Linked DNA regions of Homo sapiens: all the other regions are linked to region 2. Evidence: chromatin contacts called from ENCODE Hi-C or POLR2A ChIA-PET data. All regions are on one chromosome and are shown on one strand. The core of a region is the stretch at or near the end of the contact, and the rest is flanking DNA. Distances in the headings are between cores, read along the strand shown.

What was found. A loop is a pair of places that touch in the nucleus more often than their neighbours do. ChIA-PET counts read pairs that join two places held with the same protein, here RNA polymerase II (POLR2A). Pooled maps may share reads with other maps.
Region 1: a map of naive thymus-derived CD4-positive, alpha-beta T cell shows a loop between it and region 2 (7-fold over the local background). The contact joins two enhancer-like sites. A Hi-C loop is called at or near these places in 6 of 168 maps with a recorded cell type or tissue (Calu3, PC-9, chondrocyte and 3 more), 6 of 37 single-sample maps with no recorded cell type and 15 of 50 pooled maps. POLR2A ChIA-PET finds 5 or more read pairs at or near these places in 10 of 52 experiments (A673, AG04449, BJ and 6 more).
Region 3: a map of naive thymus-derived CD4-positive, alpha-beta T cell shows a loop between it and region 2 (3-fold over the local background). The contact joins two enhancer-like sites. A Hi-C loop is called at or near these places in 1 of 168 maps with a recorded cell type or tissue (naive thymus-derived CD4-positive, alpha-beta T cell), 9 of 37 single-sample maps with no recorded cell type and 10 of 50 pooled maps. POLR2A ChIA-PET finds 5 or more read pairs at or near these places in 2 of 52 experiments (HepG2 and activated naive CD8-positive, alpha-beta T cell).
Region 4: a loop to region 2 is called in a map of MCF 10A, with 2.2 times the contacts of the local background. The contact joins two enhancer-like sites. A Hi-C loop is called at or near these places in 1 of 168 maps with a recorded cell type or tissue (MCF 10A), 2 of 37 single-sample maps with no recorded cell type and 5 of 50 pooled maps. POLR2A ChIA-PET finds 5 or more read pairs at or near these places in 4 of 52 experiments (H1, MCF 10A, OCI-LY7 and 1 more).

Annotation. Positions count from the first base shown.
Region 1 is chr1:185,558,603-185,561,475 of GRCh38, reverse strand. LINC01350 (long intergenic non-protein coding RNA 1350) reads left to right here. Exons shown (of 4, transcript NR_110793.1): 4 at 2,801-2,873. All of the region lies in intron 1 of LOC107985239 (a long non-coding RNA gene), which reads right to left. Among named protein-coding and RNA genes, the nearest start is that of LINC01350, 68 kb to the left of the region's middle. Within about 2 kb of position 1,460, at least 6 of the 41 ENCODE cell types and tissues checked have a DNase peak (open chromatin) inside an H3K27ac peak, as active enhancers do; they include natural killer cell, where a contact is called at or near this core.
Region 2 is chr1:185,438,686-185,441,385 of GRCh38, reverse strand. No RefSeq gene overlaps it. Among named protein-coding and RNA genes, the nearest start is that of CBSLR, 120 kb to the right of the region's middle. RefSeq lists an enhancer at 1,320-1,369. Within about 2 kb of position 1,250, at least 6 of the 41 ENCODE cell types and tissues checked have a DNase peak (open chromatin) inside an H3K27ac peak, as active enhancers do; they include natural killer cell, where a contact is called at or near this core.
Region 3 is chr1:185,337,444-185,340,232 of GRCh38, reverse strand. All of the region lies in intron 1 of CBSLR (CBS mRNA stabilizing lncRNA), which reads right to left. Among named protein-coding and RNA genes, the nearest start is that of CBSLR, 21 kb to the right of the region's middle. Within about 2 kb of position 1,337, at least 12 of the 41 ENCODE cell types and tissues checked have a DNase peak (open chromatin) inside an H3K27ac peak, as active enhancers do.
Region 4 is chr1:185,519,090-185,521,798 of GRCh38, reverse strand. The region is part of intron 1 of LOC107985239 (a long non-coding RNA gene); the gene reads right to left. Among named protein-coding and RNA genes, the nearest start is that of LINC01350, 110 kb to the left of the region's middle. Within about 2 kb of position 1,263, at least 3 of the 41 ENCODE cell types and tissues checked have a DNase peak (open chromatin) inside an H3K27ac peak, as active enhancers do.

The sequences.
Region 1 (2,873 bases), core at 211-2,710, 120 kb before region 2:
GTGCTCTTGAGTCCCAAAATAAATTCAGTTCTATCCATATAGTGAAACAAAAAGTAGTCAATAAAGTTCATTATTTGAGATAGGGAAGATTTTAACAATAGGGGGTCACTCTCATAAGTAATTACATGTGGGAGGGGTAAGATATAAGGTAAGATATAAAGATGTACACACAGAATTAGGCTACATCTCTAACTCATGATTTAATCTGATCCCACAGGATAATAAATAAAGGTAGCTAAGGAGATACTCCAACATGATTACCCATATTTATCTCTAAGTAGGGATTATGATTGGACCATCCTGGGTTTCAGCAGAAAACTGATAAAACTCGTATACTGGGTAATTTGAGGAGAGTGTCTTAAGGGTCTATATGTGAGGTATGAGTGAAGAATGGTACGGGTTCCTAGGGTCAGCCCCATTAGCAGCCTAGGCCAGAAGGGGTTGGAGGAAAGAGTGGTTTCCTGAACCTTTAGAGAGAGGGCTGCTGGACAGAGCTGTGCCCTTCAGTCAAGGCACACAGACAGCCAGCTGCAACCCCACAGGAAGGAAGTCAGGCCCAACTTCACTCACACAGGCAAAACTCCAGCAGAAGTCCGAAGGCAAGGGGGCCTTTGGATGGAGCTCAGCTTCCCCAGGCACTCAGCAAGGTGGAGAAGGATGGGTGCAGAGAGCAATCGGGGTGATCTAACCTTCCTCTTTATTCTTGTCTGAATGTTCCACACTTTCTCCAAGGAACATGTAGATCAAACATGTATTTCATAGCTTTAAGTTATTTTCTCCTTCAGTATTCCATTTTTGTCATTCATTGCAGAGGGTTGGATGAAAAATAAAATAGAGGCGTGGGTCAAAAAAAAGACTGAAAATAAGTAGAAGGGGATGAGAAATTCTGGAAAAAGTAACAGAAGTGATTCTGGGCACAAAAAAAGTCACATTTGGTGGCTAAAGTAAATGGGCCGCCAAGTCTCACTGTCCCAGCTCCACAGTGTTCTGCACATTAAAGACTAACCATAATAGAAATAATAGTCACTTCTAAGGGGATTTTCTCAAATGGACTTTCCTGAATCTGCTTTGACATACAAATTAGCCTTAAATGAAAACACCATTTCAGAGTTGCCAAGGCCTTTTTCAGCATTCTAAAGCCATTTTGTCTTTTCATGTCTCTGATCTAAATGTATCTGCTTTCAAACCCAAAATGGTATTTTCTGTACAAGTGTACCAAATTGAATAGAACCCGCATCTGACAGATCTCACAGATATGACTAGTTTCAGTACAAGCAGATGTCAAACCAAGCAAACCATTGTCACTGGCTAAGTGCATGAGGTGAACTGAGGATAAATTCTGTGGTCGCCACTTCCTCAGAGCTCAAAGGCTAACACCCATTTCATCAGAAGGACCCACTGGGCTTCAAGGACTCCTATGCTGATCCAGTAGAGGGCAGTGATGGTTCCAGGAGCCTGGCTGGCCCTATGCAAGGACTCCCCAATGAAGGCAGGACTGTAAGACTTTATACAAGCCAGACAGGCAGAGTCACCTGAGTTTATTCCTCTCATCACACTGTGGTCTGTGGCTATTCCCTTAGTAACCCTGCAGCTGCTGCCAGCAGTCATGGGAAAAGGCATTATGACCTTCAACTCCATCTGCAACCTTGAAAACAAAACCCACAGCACCTCTAGCCTCCGCAATATCAGATACATAGCAGGATTGTCTGGTTATATATTTCAGGCCCAAACCAGCCTCTGAGTGAGGTAGGCAGGGGGCTACTCCTTTAAAGGAGCAACAAAGGAGCCCATAGTTACCAAAAAGGACATTTAAACCTAATCAAGAAGGGATCTGAAGCAGAAGACAATCAATGCTGATCCTTGAAAGGTCTGGGGCTCTTTAATTAAAGAGCCGCCCCCCCCCCCAAACTTGACATTATAGTTAATGCAGGAGAGATGAGCTTAGTTACGAACAAGCAAAAGTGTGTTTCACTTGCAAATATCAAACAAGCTGTGGAAATTATTTGCATGGATTATCAGTTGGTAGACACCTCAGAAGATTTCAAGTCTCTGAGAATTTCTAAAATAATGTATTTAAGTGATTTAAGTTACAGGTTGGGGAAGCACATTATGCAACAGTTTTCCCAGTGCAACTTAACTTTTCTACTAAGGAAAATAACTTAACTTGCATTGCACCATTTATATGCAATCAGGAGTTAGTCTTTCTTTCAATGGCATATAAAAATAGAAAGCATTATAAATGTTAGAGCTAGAAGAGACTTTAGTATCACTGTTTTAAATTTGTTAAGCAGTGGAACCCTTTTCAAGATAAACCTTATAGGCAACCTCAATATATCCAGAACAGATAAAAATATTCTATTAATATAAGTTTATTTTATAAGTTCACATTTCTGTTAAATATTATAAAGTCAGTCACTGAGAACAAGGAAGTGTTTTTAGATGAATGAGATCTGAGTTTATGGATGACTTATAAACATACATCAGTTTTAGAATATAATTTATTTTGGTGTTGTCTTTGCAATGACTTTTGTCAAGGATGACAGTGATTGCCACAGATAAATCACTGTAAATGGTAACAGATGTTTTTGTAATAGCCTTTCTTTCAACCTTAGGATATTCTTTAACTAAATAAAACAAGAAGCTTAATTCCAAAATCTGCACCAAAACAAGTTATTAACATTGGCAACATAGTAGTAAGCTGTAGTGCCCCAAAAGTTAAAAGATATTTTTAAAAATTGTAGTAGAGACAGATAGCTGTGTCCTTAACAAAAATCAGCTCCTTTTCTCTCTGGGTTCACAGCTCAACCATATTTACCAGCCTTCCTGTGGTCATTTGTCTGAGCTCCAGCTAGTGAAGTATGAGTAGAACGGAC
Region 2 (2,700 bases), core at 1-2,500:
TGTCTTTATATATGTCCTGCTGGTCTTGTGTCTCTGGTTGAACCTTGACTAATGCAAGACATAAAATATGCAGAACAGACACTGACACAGTGCTTAGAAGGCTTTTGCTCCTATTTTTGTAGGTGATGGCAGTGGTAGTGGTAATAGTGATGGTGGTGTTATATAACATAAACTGGTGTTTTCCTATTCCTATTGGAAATTTTCCAATGTCCAGTATTCTGTCCCATTGACCCCATAAGTACATTCTTTCTTGTCAGATCATGTGACTCAATGTTTCATTCAAAAAAATGCAGCCACTAAAAATTCTTCACTTAACAGACAGAACAACTCACATTCCAACCCATGTCATATGATTTCCACAGCCCAGTAATTAAAACATGTCCCAGTAGAAATATGTGCTTTAGACAATCATTAGCTTGGAGAAATTTTTCATCCCTTGAGTATTAGAACAAATTCTACATTTACTTTTTTTTTTTTTTTTTTTTTGAGGTGGAGTCTCACTCTGCAGTCAGGCTGGAATGCAGTGGCGCCATCTCAGCTCACTGCAACCTCCATCTCCCAGGTTCAAGCGATTCTCCTGTGTCAGCCTCCTGAGTAGCTGGGACTACAGGTGCACACCACCATGACCAGCTAATTTTTGTATTTTTAGTAGAGACGGGGTTTCACCATGTTGGCCAGGATGGTCTCAGTCTCTTGACCTGGTGATCCGCCTGCCTCAGCCTCCCAAAGTGCTGGGATTACAGGTGTGAGCCACTGCGCCTGGCCTCTACATTTACGTTTATGTTTTTTTTTAAAGCCTAAGAATTATAGTATTTCCTTCCACTTGTTCTTGTATTTTCAACATTCTTTCAAATACATTAATTTTCACCTCTTCCTTTCTTCCTCTGCTATTTTCCACTTAACATGGCAGAATTATTTCAACTCCATGAAGCTATCTGCATACAGCAATTAATTCTCTGCTAATAGATTTATTCTATCTGTAACTGACACAAGTTTGTGGCAACAGCCACACAAGCAACTCTTAGACCTGATGACATCACATTTTCCACTGACCTAAATGTCTCATGCAAATTTGAAATACAAGATTGTTTTCACTTTTTTTTTCTAATAAGTCTCCATTACTTCATGACTACTTTGTCCTCCAGAAGTATGCTTTACTGGTTCATTTGACAGACACTTATCAAGCACCTGCTATGAGCAAAAAGAATGTGTCACCTCTCCTATTCTCATGGTGTTTTCAACATATATGAGAGATAAACACAAATAACTCTATTAGTTAGAAGATGTTGATAACTGTCATGAGGGTGGTTCAGACAGTGTAACAGTGATTCTGAGAAGTGAAATGTCACTTCTGGTTGATTGGGTGATTACATTGAGAATAGCCTAATGACAGCTTCTGAGATAATTCTTAGAATGTCTAGGATTTCAACAGGCTGACAAGGAAGTAAGAACCATTCCCGAGAATGAGAATAGCACATGAGCACTGAAAATGACTCATTTTATACATGAGGAAAGCAGACAAGAATTGGCCCAAGGGCATGCAGCTAGTCAGTCACAATAAGAACCTCTAGCTGGTGGACCTCTAGCTGAGGCCAGAAACCCCAAGGAAGCTCATATAACACCTTTCATCTGTAGCTTCTCCACTCCTTCTAGTTATAGTATGGGACAGAGACCTGAACTTCTGGGCCTTCCATGAAGAGGCCATCAAAATGAATTTCTCATGCTTTATTCCCTTTTAACTCAACCACTCTCAGAAGCCTAAGACCCTATCATTCATCCACCCATCTCCCTCCGGTCTGGATCCCATACTCCTCCATTCATTCCCCCCACCTTCTCTATCCTCTCCTTTACTGGGCTACTGGGGACTCCCAGTTGGTGTTCATCTTCTTTTCATAACTGAAACCTTTTCCTTCCTATAACCACAAGCAAGGGTTGCTTTTTTCTTAATAACCCATGAACCTAGAGCCTGGTTGATGTCTTCCTAGCTCCTAGTACCATTTTCAAAGCTTTCTTTTGCCTCTCCTTCTTTAAAATATCCAGCTCATATCATTAGACCACAATTCACTCACATCTCCCTCCTTGTGGATGGTATATATCAACCTCCTGACCACTCCTCCACTCACTGGTGACATTTTTTCCAGTCCATTACCTTCATGTCCTCACTGCCATCTGTGCCCAGACACCTGCTTGCATGCAAACTCCTTTAATTACTTTCTGCCCCTTCCCTCCTTCTGACTTCCCCAGAAAACCTTCAAACCTGATTAAATTTAACTCTGGCCAAATTCTTGTAACTGAATTTTGCTAAAGAAAACCACTCAATGCCACTAAATAGTTCCACCATAAATTCATGACTCAGAGTCATGAATGGATATTTGACACTTCCCCAGTGTGCTTGTTTTCCAGCTCTCATAGACAGCTATTTTATTCTTTCTCTTCCTCAGACATCTCTGTCTCATCCCAGCTGTTGAACTTACCTCCTATTTTCCTGAGAAATTAGAAGCAATTTAAATGGAGTTACCTTATCTTCTCATCACCAAATCTATATATCTCCTTTCTTCTGTGCGTCTGCTTTCTACCTTCTTTCCTGAAGTTACTAAGGTAGATGTGTCCTTTCTTCCAAAAAAGCCCACCTACTCTACTTAGATCTCTGAATCTATGTTCTCCCACTACTTTGCAATTATACCCTCTCTGTCCTATATC
Region 3 (2,789 bases), core at 88-2,587, 100 kb after region 2:
TCCTCCTCACCATGTTATCTCTACATGGTGGCTCCCCTTCACCTTGCACCATGAGTGGAAGTTTCTTGAGGCCCTAATCAGAAGCAAATGTTGCCGCCATGCTTCTTGTATTGTCTGCAGCACCGTGAGCCACATAAACCTCTTTATACGTTACCCTGCCTTAGGTATTGCTTTACAGCAACACAAAGATACCAAGTCTGTGTTTTATAAATTACCACATCAAAATAATATGCAGATCTAAGTAAATGAAATTGCCTCCAAGGTTATCTAAAGCCCTACAAGAGTGTTAAAGAAAAAAAAATTCATGACACTTATTAAAGATGGTAAGGAAGACTATTCAAGCGGGGCAGGATGGCGGGCGCTATTACAATGAGGTTTTTGTTATCAGGGGAACGAGATCAGGTTCAACTCCAAGTACAACAAGAAAAAGGGGGAATTTATAGACAGGGAGCACAGTGCAGGAGTAGGTGGATGGAAAATTGCCAAGAGAAAGCATCAAGGGTAAGGGGATTCTCTAGTTAAACAAACATAATGGGATTCTTGCTGAAGGCAGGTCAGGGTGATCTGATGTTACGTAGTGGATGGTGGAGGATGAGAATGTTGATCAGATTTTGAGGATGATCAGATATTAAGGTGGGAGATTCTGGCTAAACTGATTCAGCAGGATTCTTGCTAAAATTGGACACTTGGGGGACTTGCCCAAGGTCACAGAAGCCTGACTAAGTTTTCGTCAAGGGGAGACTCAGTAGCACAGATACAGCCCTAAAAAGGCACTATTACAGATATGGCTGTAAAAAGGCACTGTTTCTCTCATTAAGTTGGAAACCACAAGCAGGAAATGGTCTACAAACGCTGAGGTTTCCTTTCAGATCCTCCTTTCAATCCACGAGCTCAGCTGACCATGTCTTATGCAACTAAGAAAGTTTTTGTGGCAGGAACAAAAGTTAATTTAGGGATTAGGAGTATCCCAGTCTGGCTCCTGAGTCTTCTGCTACCTGAGTTATCTGTAACAAGGTCTTCAGGAAGACAAACTTATAAAGGTAAGCCACTTGGTACATTGTAAATATTCAACAAACATGAAGGCCTAATCTAAGAGCTGCAATCAGATCTGCGTGGGCACATCCCAGACTCAACTGGAGTAAGTGGAGGGGTCTAAAGAAGTGGTCTTCAAACTGGGGTACTCATAACTCTGGGGATATAAAGACCTTCCAAGGGTTCACAGGCATGGATAGCTTAAACAGAAGCAATGTTCAAATCCCCAGCTCCCACGTGTCCTCTCATAACACTGCTCTACAGAAGAGAAGTCTGCAGCGGCCTGTGGTTCCCTTTCCCACATCCTCTCTCGCAACCAAAGGCCCTGCAACCATTTTGTAAAAGAAAGGGAAGGCAAAGCCCCACTGGGACCTAAGCTTCCTGTGTGCTTGCTCCAGGGGTAAACACCTCTGGGCCACCAAGCAGAGGGACCAGGGAATGGAGATTTCGGGAGAGGTAGGGCAAGGTGAAGAAAGCCAAAGCAAGGCTCCATGCCTTTACCCTGATTTTCTCTCCCACCCTCCCCAACATTGTGTCTCTTACATTCAGAAGTGAGGTTGCACAGACATGCATGTAATCACATTTATTTTCAGTAAAAATAAATAAATAAAGTCAACTTTTTCCTGACAGAAACAGCCAGTGTAATTTGATGCAGATAATTTGCTCTATGAACAATTTCTGACCTGAGACAAATCTGAAACTCTGTGATTTTAAGGAAAAGGTATTTAAAGCACGAAGATAATACTGTTAAATAAAAATCACAAGAGGCCATTGTTTTGGACTAAGTTTCTGCACCAGGCCTCAACAGACCAGATAAAAAATCAGAATGGGATCACTCATACTAAAGTTCACTTCTACCAAACTCAAACTAAGTATTTATTTGACCTTCTGAGAAATCAGGAGAAAGAGGTAACAGCTGATTTTCCAAACAAGCCAGTTTAAATCTTCAATCAGTACGAAAAACTTCTACTTAAATCCTTACACATATAAACAGTTAAAAGTTTTAAAAAGTGGTAAGTTAAAATATAATTAGATACTATCCTTTTTTACGCAAGTAGATACAGAGGTAGTAAAACTAAAAATTTTTAATTAACAAAAAACCTAGAAATTGTCAACTTACCCAAAGATAGTACCCAAAACCGAACAATATAATTAACAATTTTTAAAGCCAAAAATGAGTGTCTTAGTTCCAAAGTAAAAACTGATTTCTGACTGCCCAGGAAAAACAAAATGACTGACATCAGGTAAGAGAACAGAAAAGCAAGAGAGAGGAAGATTCTCTAAAATGAAAAGGTTTTCTGGATTCTTGGCCAGCTACTTTTAAAAGGAAATGTTTTTCAAAATACTTAGGAGTAGTTTCAAGACAATTTATCTTTTTTTCTTTTTTTAAATAAAGGCTATGTAAGAACTGTTGGATCTTTTGTTTCATTACTTAGTAAATTTGAAAAAACACACACACACACAAAAGAAGTAGCCTGATGTTAACTAATCAGTTCTCTGTCTCTTTTTTTCTTTTTTCTTTTTTCTTTTTTTTTTAACAGGGGTTCTTGCTCTGTCACGCAGGCTGGAGTGCAGTGGCATGATCGTAGCTTGCTGTAGCCTAGAACTCTTGGCTTCAAGTGATCCTCCCACCTCAACCTCCTGGGTAGCTGGGATTATAGATGGGAGCCACATTTTTTTCTATTATTCTGCTTCCCTGTCCTGCCTTACAGAAAAGTAGCTGTGGAATGACTAATATCCTCTTTGCTCTCTTCGTT
Region 4 (2,709 bases), core at 14-2,513, 80 kb before region 2:
CTGTTAAGGATGTTTAACTTATTTAAATTTTTCCACAAAGAAACATCAAGGCTAAGATGGTCCCATTCATGACTTCTATCAAACATTTAAAGAAGAATAAATATCAATTTTATACAAACTCTTTGAGAAAATAAAGTAGGAGGAACTTTCCCAATGCATTTTATGGGAACAAGATAAACCTGGTGTTAAAACCGGACAAGGACATTACAAGAAAAGTATATAAAAATAACTCCCTTGAATAAAAATACAAAACTCTTTAACATAATACTAGTAAATCAAATCTAGCATATAGAGAGTATAGTGCATCATGACAAGTAGGCTCTTTCCTCTGAAGGCAAGATTAGTTTAACAATCAAAACTCAATCAATGTGTGTAGGCCAGGTGTGGTGGTTCACACCTGTAATCGCGGTACTTTGGGAGGCAGTGAGGGCAGATCGCTTAAACCCAGGAGTTTGAGACCAGTCTGGGAAACATGGAGAAACCCTGTCTCTACAAAAAATACAAAAATTATCCAGGTGTAGTGGCATGTGCCTGTAATCAAGCTACTTGGGAGGCTGAGGTAGGGGGTTCACCTGAGCCTGGGAAGGTCAAGGGTGCAGTGAGCCATGATTGCACCACTGCACTCCAGCCCAGGTGACAGAGTAAGAGCCAATCTCAAAAAAATAAAAATAAAAAATTTAAAAAATCCAGTTAATGTGTCAATTAAAATTAAGGCTTTTCAGATAAAAATAATTTAATTCAGGTTCCTCCAAAGCCAAATGTGAGGATAAACTTGAGAAAACACACCATCAAAGTTAAGAGTGTTTTGAAGTCTGTTGGAAAACTTTTATAGGAGAGATTAGGAGAAGGGAGGGGGACTCCTCATACTGGATTTTCTTTTCATTGGAGGGTGCAATATAGAGGTTTACAATCACTGGATACAGATTGCAATGTACAGGCTAAAATGTCTGCATGCAAAACAATTAGTAAAACTTTATAATTCAAAAATGAGTCAGCATCCTTTTCAGTGTCAGTAGGCTATGCATTAATCAGTACATCAACAATTTGAGGAACTCAAGACAAGACTCTTTACTCAAGAAGAAGGTGTCATCATGAATCACAAGACTTTCCCAAGGCAGATTAATTTGAAAGCCTGTTTTCTTTTAAACTGTCAAAGTGACGTCTGGTTTTTATTTCCCGTTTTTGATCCAAAATCTTCCCATAGAAGCATTGATGATCAATCTCTGCTTAGGTTACAGTGATAGACTTGCTTCATTCCTTGGTGCTAGGAAAGCTCATTCTCAGAAAGTCATATCCTTCAGTGGGGGCAAAGAACCTTGTTACTGCAGGTAAGGCAGATTGCTAGGAATGTAGGTCATGGACACAAGACTACATGCTATTCTCCTGAATAATGAATCATTGCCAGTTGCTGGGTGACCATGATTTTGGCTTTAGACATTGATCTAAAGCAAGCAGAAATGAAAATAATGAGTAACTTAATAGTCAGGAAAATGACAACTATGTTTATATTTATGGTTATGGTTATAATAATAACAACTTGAAGACCAGTACAAAATAAAGGAGTTAGTCCTGAGTGTAACCAACTAAATAAGATATCAATTTATAGCTGCTCTCACTTGTTGAATCATCTCTAATCTTTAGAATTGCATGATTTTTGTTTTCTTGGAAGAAGTAAAACAATGAGACATACATAGTATTAATAATTTACATAGTGCAAAAAATTCACATAAGGATTAGAATTAAAAGGAGAATTTGTATGCCAGAATGGAAAAAAGAGAGCCTATACCATTAGGGAGCCAACTAAAATCATCAAGAAGAAAATCAACTTCAAGTTCTTCTTTAGAGACATGTTATAACCAGGAGATAATCCAGTATTCAGTCCAAAAAAAGGGCAAATTTTTAAAACTCAAAAACAACAGTCAGGGCTAGAGTCTAATAACAGGTATACTATAGTTATCTTCTGAAACATGATAGTTCTCTCTCCAGTCCCTTTTTCTACCAAAGAAAAATCACAGTGAGACCAATTTGTTCGCCATATAAGTTTTAGTCAGATTGTATTTGCCTTGGTTATTCGTGTAAAGTACAGCAAGAATAGTGATTGGCCATAGAGACTCCTTTTAAATTAGCTTTGCTGTAACTTTTTTTATAACAGATTTTGGGTTGGACTTTTAAAAGCCTCTTGAGCCTAAGTAGCCAACCCAAGGATTCACTATCAGACGGTGCTTGTAATACCAGCACAGATTAGGTGACTTCCCCTCTTCTTGAGGTCCCCAGAATATCTTGAGGTTCCCAAACCTGTCCAAAAGTAACATTCTTTACTTACCACAAGGTCAGAAACCTTGTAAGGAAATTGTGTAGACAAAGTATTAGGCCCATATTTTTCCAAGTCTATTAGCTTCAATCTCAATTCCTTAAAGCAATTTTGTCCTATTTGAAAATATGACGTTCTAGTTAAAGCTTTGGAAAAATAACCAGTGTTTCCACTGTATCCTGTTACCAAAAAAATAAAGATTCTTATTGAACTTATACAAATAACTACATTGTCATAAAACAAGAATGCTTAGGAATAATTTCCAGATTCTGGATAATTCAAGTAGAGAGAGAAAGGTAAATGTTTCAGTTTTGCTTATAGAAGTATATTTTACCCAATTACTGTAAAATATAAATAGCTCAAAAGAAAAAAACTGTTTTTTTGATGCTGGAAAACAA